Regions from separate parts of the Homo sapiens genome. Here region 1 is linked to region 2. A link is an interaction called in ENCODE POLR2A ChIA-PET data of the cell type or tissue named here. Cell type or tissue: OCI-LY7. All regions are shown on one strand. Each heading gives the region's core, and the rest is flanking DNA. Links, peaks and the distances in the headings are about the cores only.

Region 1 (5,009 bases), core at 815-3,314, 73 kb after region 2:
CACCTGTCATCCCAGCTACTTGGGAGGCTGAGGCAGGAGAATCGCTGGAACCTGGGAGGCAGAGGTTGCAGTGAACCGAGATTGCAACACTGCACTCCAGCCTGGGCAACAGAGACTCTGTCAAAAAAAAAAAAAAAAAAGAAAGAAAAAGAATTCTAAGGGCTAGCCATCAAACCTGACCCTTGATATGCTAGAGGGACATTAGTGACCATTCTCTCTGGAGAAAGTAACCTGGCTGAGAAGACTATTGATTGTTTTGCTTCAAAATCCTATTTTAAATATGCCCCTACTAGATGATCCAGTCATGCTTCTCCTAGAAAAGTTTTAGGATAAATTAAAATGTGTGTGTATATATATATTTGTGTATATATATGTATATATATATATATATTTGTATGAAAATGTTCATCACAGCTTTATTTATTATTGCCAAAAACAGTAAACAACCCAAATATCCATCAACAAATTACATATTCTTTTTTTTTAAGACACTATTTCACTCTGTTGCCTAGGTTGGAGTGCAGTGACACAATCTCAGCTCACTGCAACCTCCACCTCCTGGGTTCAAGCAATTCTTCTGCCTCAGCCTCTTGAGTAGCTGGGACTACAGGCACATGCCACCATGCCCAGCTAATTCTTTTTTTTTTTTTTTTTTGGTAGAGATGGGATTTCACCATGTTGATCAGACTGGTCTCGAATTCCTTACCTCAAGTGATCCGCCTGCTTTGGCCTCCCAAAGTACTGGGATTACAGGCATGAGCCACCACACCTGGCCCAAATTATATATTCATTTAACGGAAGACTCTTCCACAACCAAAGGGACAAGCTACGAGTGCACACAACAGGCAGAAGCGCAAGACAAAATGCTGAGTAAAGAGGCCAGATGAGAGATCATGCACCATACAATTCTGTTTCTGTGACTTTAGAGTAGGAAAACTCATCTGTGACAAAAAAAAAAAAAAAAAAATAGAACAATGTTTGCCAGGGACAGAGGGTAGTGTAGGAATTGACTGTAAAGGGACACCAGGGATCTTTCTGAGGAAAAGGAACTATCTTATGACTTGATAGAGGAAAGGGTGTTTGCATTTGTCAAAACTCATGTAAAGCAGATCTTAATTTAAAACGTCAACGCTATTTGAGTATCAGAAGTGTTTCATTAAATCTACATTGCTATAAGATTCACCATGATTTTATTTACTCCTAGGAAATAAAGGGGAAAAGAGCATCACCACTAAAACTGTGACACACTGTAGGCTGTAAGACACATCTGACTTAGAAATGCTAAATGTGAGGGTTAACATATGTTTTCGAATCAATGATCTTTAAGAGTTTAGTCCTTTCTTTGCGTTTCTCTATAACAATCCTAAACTCATCACTCCCCACAAAACAGGTAGATGCCCCAGGCCAACAAAAATAAAGACTGAGGTCTCAGGAAGACAAAAGAGAAAAGCACGTTAATTATTTTCTAAATATAATTCTTATAAAACAGACATATCAACCCACAGTTCTTAATTAACTTGTTTAAGTTCAAAGTCTGTCACTAATTACTGAACTGTTTTTATTTGATTACTAAAGAGACAAGGATACTCTTCAGCCCCGACTTTAGTGCAAAACTGTTCTCTTTACAGCAAACTGAAATCTGCGTTTATCACATTTAGCTTCTGCTTGTGGAAATCTGTTTAGCAAGCTCCCCTTCTAGAACACAAGTCTCTAGATTACAATGGTTGGTGAATAGTGGAAAGAAATGTCTTTGAACTCAAAATTTATTTTTTCCCCTTATTTAGCAGTGTATCTGGGAAGGTGGAATTTACATTTATTTAATCCTGGGTCCCAATCTCTTCTCTATCGGGATGGATATTCCTCGTTACCATAAAACACAGCTTCTTATCCCCATTATGAGTACTGGCCCCTTCGTTATGCAAATGTGCAGCAGTGAAGCAACTCTGCCCCTGAGGAAAGCGTGTAACAAGACCTTTAATCAATGGAAAGGCCACCCTTCCAGAACTGACCTTTCAGCTTGCAGGGCTTCTCAGTAGGCAGTAAGTAAATTTCCAAAGGCACTTCCTGGGAAGAGAGAATCTGATACCCAGACACCTTCCTTTGTGAGGCTCAATGTGTATAGAATTTCTCTAATATATGAAGATGATCCCAATGAGGTGTGCTGATGGAAAAATACATCACAAGTTACAACACACCGTGAGGTCACAAGAAATCTGTACTGGTGATCCAGGCCCAAAGCCACGTCTTGAATATTTCTGGGAATGGCTAGAACTAGCACAGCACATAAATAAGTCTGTTCTAGTAAACATGCACTGGGAGTTGTTTCTATCAGTATCCAGCCAAGGGGGTAAAAACCTTTCTATGGGCCGAGTGTGGTGGCTCATGCCTGTAATCCCTGCACTTTGGGAGGCAAAGCCAGGCAGATCACCTGAGGTCAGGAGTTCGAGACCAGTGTGGTCAACGTGGCGAAACCCTGTCTCTATTAAAAATACAAAAATTAGCTGGGCATGGTGGTGCATGCCTATAATCCCGGATACTTGGGAGACTGAGGCAGAAGAATCGCTTGAACCCAGGAGGCAGAGGTTGCAATGAGCCAAGATTGCGCCACTGCATTCTAGCCTGGGCAGAGCAAGACTCTGTCTAAAAACAAACAAACTAACTAACAAAAAACCCATCTTTCTATGTATTTGAAACAGAAGGGGATTTAATACAGGCAACTGGTTACACAAGTTTTGGAATTTTTAGCAGAGCAAAAGGTGGGGTTACCTACAGATCAGTGTCTAAAGGAAGTCCCTACTGCCCCCAGAGTTTGAGTTACAAAAGGTATTATTACCAGAGCCTATGAGCACATACTTGCTGCTATGGCTGCTGTTACGGCCACCTCTGCTACCAGGGAGGTGATATTCCTACTGATGTTGAGGATCCTGGAACTCTATGATCCTTCTAAATCTGTTGCCAGGAGTAAAATGGCTTTTGCATTCTTCCTACTTATAATTTTGTGTTATTGAACAAAATCACCTGGACTTAATTGGTAAGAGAGATTAGGAAATGTAGTTTTCAGACTTCTAGACTGAGCAGTAACAGAGAGTATATGGAAGGACTACTATGGGACTTAATACCAACAGTCAATATCTGGCACAGGAAGAATGATTGAATGTGACTGAACTTGAGTGAAACTTCATTAAATTCTTGGACGGGAAATCACCAGGGGCATCACTACAGTAATGGACAGAGATGTATCAGGCCATGCCAAAATTATTTTCAACAGTGACGCTAGTGTATGGTAATATCAGAAACAATAGAAGTAGTAGACTAATTAATGTCGCAAATTCTCTGCCTCTGGTTTTTGTCAGATGTGGTTGGAATGGCCACAGGTTGGCTTCTGTGAATATCAAATTATCTTTCTGACCTCTCTATGGAAAGCGATCTTATAAAATCATTGTTGGCTGTGTGTGGTGGCTCACACCTGTAATCCCAGCACTTTGGGAGGCCAAGGTGGGCAGATCATTTGTTGTCAGGAGTTTGAGACCAGCCTGGCCAACATAGCAAAATCCCATTTCTACTAAAAATACAAAAAAAAGAAAAAAGAAAAATTAGTCATGCATAGTGGCTCATGCCTGTAATCCCAACTACTCAGGAGGCTGAGGCGCAAGAATCACTTGAACCCAAGAGGCAGAGGTTACAGTGAGCTAAGATCATGCCATTGCACTGCAGCCTCGGCAACAGAGCAAGACGCTGTCTCAAAATAATAATAATAATAATAAATGCAGCTGAAAACATTATAGAAGTATGTTAAACAATTAATTTTTAACATATTATTTTTCTAAATTATGTAATATTTGTGTTATTTGCAAACTTGTCAAAATATGTAATTTGTTGTGTTTTATTTTATCATTCCTTCACTTTTATACCTATAAAAAGAGAGAAAGGCTATGGCCCAACCTGCTTTCAATGACCATTAGGACCCCAAACTGCTTTCTGTCCATTCTTTAACTCATTTTATTTTTAATTTGTGTCTTATGTCATTTGAGAAAATAGTCTGGGATTGGCAAGTGGCACTGGTGTTCATTTAAAAATAAATAAAAAGTCTGGCTACAGGGTTGTGCGTTTTAATGCTTGTTTCAAAACAAGCTATTAGTATCCTCAATTTTCTCTATTAATTTTGTTTTAATTTCATTGGCTTCTGCTGGGTTTATTATTTGCTTCATTCTGCTTACTTTCCGTTTTATTTGCTTTTCTTTTTATATTTTCTTTAGGTAGAAGCTGAGATCATTGAGTTGAGATTTTTCTATTTCTCTAATATAGGCATTTAATACTATAAATTTCCCTCTAAGCACCGCTTTAGCTGCATGCCTCAGATTAAATAATGCATTCTCATCTCACTCAGTTAAAAAAAATTTCTACCTTGTGATTTCTTCCTTGACCTGTGGATTATTTGAAAATGTTTTGTTGAATTTTCAAATATTTGAGAATTTTCTAGATGTCATTCTATTAATGATTTTCATTTTAATTATGTTGTGTAGATAATATACTTTATATGATATGAATCCTTTTATGTTTATTGAGGCCCAGAACAGAATCTATTTTCAATGGTTCAGAGAGGGTTCTCTCTTGGTGAACGCTCCATGTGTGTTTGTAAAGAATGTGTATTCTCTCTGCTGTTGTTGGATGGACTGCCTTAAAAGTGTTTTCAGTCTTCTATATTCTTACTGATTTTTTTATCCACTTGTTCTATCAATTACTGAGAGAGGAGTGTTGGACCACACTTCAACAATAATTACAGATTTTTTAAAATGTCTCCCTTTAGTTCTATCAGTTTTTGCTTAATGTGTTTTGAAGCTCTATTATTAAGTACATTCACATATAAGATTGTAATGTCTTCTTGATTAATTTACCCTGTTAGTATGTGATGTCTTTATTTATCTCTGGTAATATTCTTTATCCTGAAGTCCACTTTGTCTGATATTAATGTAGCTATTTTGGGTTTCTTTTTATTAGTGTTGGCATGT
Region 2 (5,009 bases), core at 1,499-3,998:
AGGCTCAAGGATCCTGCCACCTCAGCCTGCTGAGTAGCCGGGACTACTGGCACGCACCAACACACCCAGCTAATTTTTAATTTTTTTCTAGAGAATCTGGTCTCACTATGTTGCCTAGGCTGGTCTCAAATTCCTGGTCCCAAGCAATCCTCCTGCCTTAGCTTCCCAAAGTGCTGGGATTACAGGTGTGAGCCCCCACACCCAGCCCACTTCCGCTCTTAGGGAGAGGCGAGTGCATTTCAGAGAGCACTCGATGCTCCCAAAAGAAGAAGTTGACAGAGCCCACGTCCCCTCAGCCCTTCACACAGCCTCCCCTTGTCTTCCTCTCCTACTCAGCACTGTGGCTGCACTAGGACCCCTCATGATGACCAAGATCCTCATAAAGAGGACAAGAAGTTCATCCAGTACCAGTCAGGCCAATATCCCAAAATTAGCATAACTGGCAGAAATGCAGAGGCATCAACAACTCCTCTTGACAACAGGGTTGGTAGAAGAATCAAGGGCCTAATTTTGATGCCTGGCACAGGTTATGGGAGCAGCAGAGTACATGCTGCCCAGCGGCTTCCAGAAGCTCCTGGTCCACCCCGTCAAGAAGCCGGAGGTCCTGCTGAGGTGCAACACATCTCAGTGTGCTGAGACTGCCCTCAATGTTGCCCCCAAGAACTGCAAAGCCATCCTGGAAACAGTGGCCCAGCTGCCCATTGGAGTCACCAATCCCAGTGCCAAGCTGTGCAGCAAAGAAAAGGATTAGACTGCTCATGTGCACGTTTTATTTGTTTTTAAATTAAAAAACAAAAAAAAGAAAGAAGGAGGAAGTGGAGGAAGAGGAAGGAGGAGGGAGGAGGAGGAGGAATTTACATCAGCAGGCCGATCACATACTAGTCCTTGAATTCATGGTTGAATGTACTGACCATTCTCCCTACGGACACTTGAAGGTTTCCATCAAACCCTTCATAACATATTGCATAATTGTGGACTCTAGACTTGGGCCACAACTGAGTGATTTTTTTTTTCTCAAACCCAATTCCACAAAGTAAAAGCCTGATGAAATACAGTGAAGGCTGATGCCTTATTAACTGTGTTTCCCAAATCCAGAGCTCTAAAAAGGTTCTGCATACAGTCATTCATTCAATGCTTAACGACTGAGCATTAATTCCATGCTAAGTACTGAACTCAGCACTAGGAATAAGAAGGCGACCTAGAGGCATATCCTCTCTCTAAAGATGCATAGAGCCTCATTGGAATGATCAGCCGTGTCTCCAGAGAGCTACAAGGCAGTTTTCAATTGGTAAATGCCCTGAGAGTGATGGGCTTGTGGCATGTGTAAGGGTTAGACAGACCTGGGACCTAGACATGACACCACTCCTGACGAATTATGTGAGTGTGGGTGTTTCACAACCACAATGAGATGCAATGCCTGCACTTGTAACATGGAAATAGTGATGGCATGCCGGCCCCGCCAGATTGCTGTGAGAAGTCAGCGGCAGAGACATGCAACATTCTCAGCACAGTGCTTGCCATGTAGTAAGGGCCTAGTCAGTGCTAGTGATTCCTTTCAATATTCCTAAGATGCAGATAAGGGAACAGCCCAGAGGAGGGGGAGCACTTCCAGAGGGAGGGATGCGGTGAGACTTCCTTCAGCAGGGTAGCACTGGAGCTGGGTGTTAAGGAGTGAGTGAGCTTTGGGCTTATGGATTTAACAGAGGAAACCAAGAAAAGAGGAGGCGGTGTTGCAGGAACAGTGAGCAGTTGATGATTTTTATTTTGTTCTCTGGTCTGCTTGGGAACATTTTTGTGGCAAAGACAGCATGAAGGATAGCGAAGAATTAATACTGAAGAGATAGGCCAGGGCAGGTTATGAAGGATTTTGAATACCGGGCTAAGAAATGTGGGCTTAATTTCAAAGACATTATGGACACTCCTAAAATGTTACGTTGTAGATAAGGGAAAAGTATTCTTCCAGAAGATTAAATTGGGGCTGGGCACGGTGGCTCACGCCTGTGATCCCAGCACTTTGGGAGGCGAAGTGGGCAGATCACCTGAGGTCAGGAGTTTGAGATCAGCCTGGCCAACGTGGTGAAGCCCCATCTCTACTGAAAAAAAAAATTAGCCGGGCATGGTGGTGGGTGCCTGTAATCTCAGCTACTTGGGAGGCTGAAGCAGGAGAATCACATGAACCTGGGAGGCAGAGGTTGCAGTGAGCCAAGATTGCACCACTGCATTCCAGTGGGCGACAGAGCAAGACTCAGTCAAAAAAAAAAAAGATTAAACTGGAAGCAATGGGTAAGAATGGTGGAGTGGAGAGACACATTTGAGTGAGGGAAGCCAGCTGAAAAGCTGTACAGACGTCTAGACAAAATGTGACACAAGCATGCCTTCACCTCCCTGCAAAGACCACAGACCACTGAGCTCCAAAGGGGGTTTGGAATCCTTGTCCTGGGCCGCCATTGGTAACTCATCAGTGCTGGCTTGAGAGATAAACTCTATTATCCATCCCTGAACTAAAATCATGACAGAAGTGGCCAGGGAGCTTTGCTGCTATCCCCCCAGGAAACACGTCCTCCACTCAAATGGAAAGAGGACCCTCTGACAACATCTGTGGGACCCAACAGCACTGGTCACCACAAGCCACAAAATGTTAACAAAGTCAGTTTTCAATTGTTAGGGACGGAGGACTCAGTTCATGATTCATACAAACCAACTGTTCTCTCCCAGTGTTTTCTGGGTGGCACAACCCACAAGTCAACAGTGGCTTGGGAACTAGACATTTGAGTAGAGTTGGGTTATTTGATTCATAGTGGATTTTGGTTTTCCACGGGACCCCTGTGCCCTTGTCTAGTAGAATCTGGTGGAAATTACAAACTGCAGAAATTCAACTCAGTGCCGCAATAACAGGATGCACCTGTAGATTTCGTAGAATTAGCAGCAGCATTCTTTCAATACCAGTTTGAGAGAAATAACCCTGTTTGCATAGTGCCAACTGGGGCAGAATCTGAAGTGTCTTGCCTGCCTCTCGGCCATGGGAGGCACCGATCTCAGCAACATCTATCCAACCGCCATCCACTTAACAAGCAAAGATGGAAGGCCCTCGTGCTCCAGGCTATCCTGCAATGGTTCATTTGCTTTTGATGGGATTATCACTTTGACAGATGTGCTTGCAATTAACTGGGGGCTTTCTGCTTCCAATCCAAATTCCCACAGGTGGATCACTGGCTCTTGGGGAGCAAAAACCCTTCTTTGTTTGTTTTTGCTTCTCCCAGAGCCTGGGCAGAGCTCCCCATTCCTGGATCCTACGTTGATATGCACTGAATTGAATTATACTAAAGGGTGCACCCAAGAGTGCATGAGCGAAGTAAAATGTAATTTGTGGGACCTCATGTGGACATTTCAGGTCCGTGTGTACAAGATAAAGGAGAGAAAATCCTGGGGGACACCACAGGCCTGGGAAAATGACCTCCTACTAAGCCTAACAAGAACATCCAGTACATAAACAGCAGGCTCTCTGCAACCGCTTCAGTCCTTCCACTGCCACGCTCCCAGAAAGCAAAGGGTTATCTCCTGTTCGGATTTTGGCTCTGAGACCACAGCTCAGCACATCACTCCTCTAGAGAAAAGAAAGTCTAAGATGAGAGAGTGAGGCTGCTTTCATGTGGTGCCAGCGTATAGTGCAGGGCAGGCCTGATTGCTGAACGGATCCCTGCAGACGTGAGCGGTCACTTCCCCTTTTGAGGGCCCATTTCTTTTCCTCTTTGAGGAGACTGTGAGCGTCCTCAGTGCAGGGCTATGTTTTAGCTTCTTGGCTCTCCTCACAGGTTCTAGCATAATTCTTTGATTAATTGCAGTCAACGTTTATTGATGGATTATGTGACAGAGGTGAAATTCTTTGATCTGGGTTTCAGCTTTTCCTTTCCCCCACTCCCTCCTTTTTCTTTTTTTTTTTTTTTTTTTTAGAGGCGAGGTCTTGCTCTGTGGCCCTGGCTGGAGTGCAGTGGTGCAATCATAGCTCATTGCAGCCTTGACCTCCTGGGGTCAAGCGAACCTCAACGTCTTGGCCTCCTGAGTAGCTGGGACTATAGGCATGCGCCACCACGCTCAGCTTCACCTTTTCCTTTCCTTGTGCTCCCCTGGCAGATATGCTGGTAAACAATGAACCAGTCAAGAGGACAGCAACAGGAGGAAAATGGGAGAAACCCCATTATTCGTGGACTAAACAGGCTTCCCACTAGTCCTGGCTCACAGAGGAAGTCATGCTCCATGTTTCAAATGTCCTCAAAGCTCGTTCAACTCCAAAATGCATGAAGACAAAATGGGAATTTTACTCAAGATTTTTGTGGGCTGTTGGGGAGAAGAGTTAACATTGCAAAGCATATTGCAAACTCTTATCTTCAAATGATTTTAAAATTTTCTTCCAAGCTCTTTATTATTTCTCCAGAGCTGCCCTGCTCTTCCCACTCTGGGTCCTTTCTCTGCCACTCTCCTCAGCATGACTTCTCCCTAATCGGCCAGCATTTCTTTTATTCTATAGAGCAAGTTTTCTTGCCCTGGGCACCTCTCATTTGCATGTTATACCACCACACCAAGTGAGCCTCAGAGCACCAGTGTTTTAATCCCTGAAAACAGTCCTTACGGGATTCAGCACAGAGGTCCTCTTGGCAGCCTGTAGTCTCCAGAGTGACACGTCCTCAACAGTCAAAGTGAGCAAGCTATGGTGCCCATCACCAAGTGGGGCTCACCATTTCCCTCTGCGTTCACTTCTCTCCTACCTTCTTCCTTATCCCATCCTTCCTCCTTCCTTTTTTTTTCTGCATTCAATTATTCATGGTTATTCATTTCATACGGGCATCTGTGCCACTTGGTTCTACAGGCATTTTTTTTTTTTGAGACAGACTTTTGCCCTTGTCCCCCAGGCTGGCGTGCAGCGGTGTGATCTTGGCTCACTGCAATCTCCACCTCCTAGGTTCAAGCAAGTCTCCTGCCTTAGCCTCCCAAGTAGCTGGAATTACAGGCAT

Evidence for each region. Peaks named below come from ENCODE experiments on the same cell type or tissue, not always from the same donor. Only the 100,000 strongest peaks of a DNase experiment are listed, where the experiment ranks them.
Region 1: POLR2A ChIA-PET joins it to region 2 with 5 read pairs; 3 of 35 experiments call an interaction of 5 or more read pairs at or near these places.

Annotation. Positions count from the first base shown.
Region 1 is chr10:5,993,853-5,998,861 of GRCh38, reverse strand. No RefSeq gene overlaps it. Among named protein-coding and RNA genes, the nearest start is that of IL15RA, 19 kb to the right of the region's middle. In OCI-LY7, for the core only: no CTCF peak of the experiment used is centred there; no DNase peak of the experiment used is centred there.
Region 2 is chr10:6,067,253-6,072,261 of GRCh38, reverse strand. It overlaps the pseudogene RPL32P23. Among named protein-coding and RNA genes, the nearest start is that of IL2RA, 7.4 kb to the right of the region's middle. RefSeq lists a silencer at 3,552-3,641. In OCI-LY7, for the core only: a CTCF peak has its summit at 3,335; DNase peaks (open chromatin) are centred at 2,931 and 3,691; H3K4me3 peaks cover 1,616 bases; H3K27ac peaks cover 2,500 bases.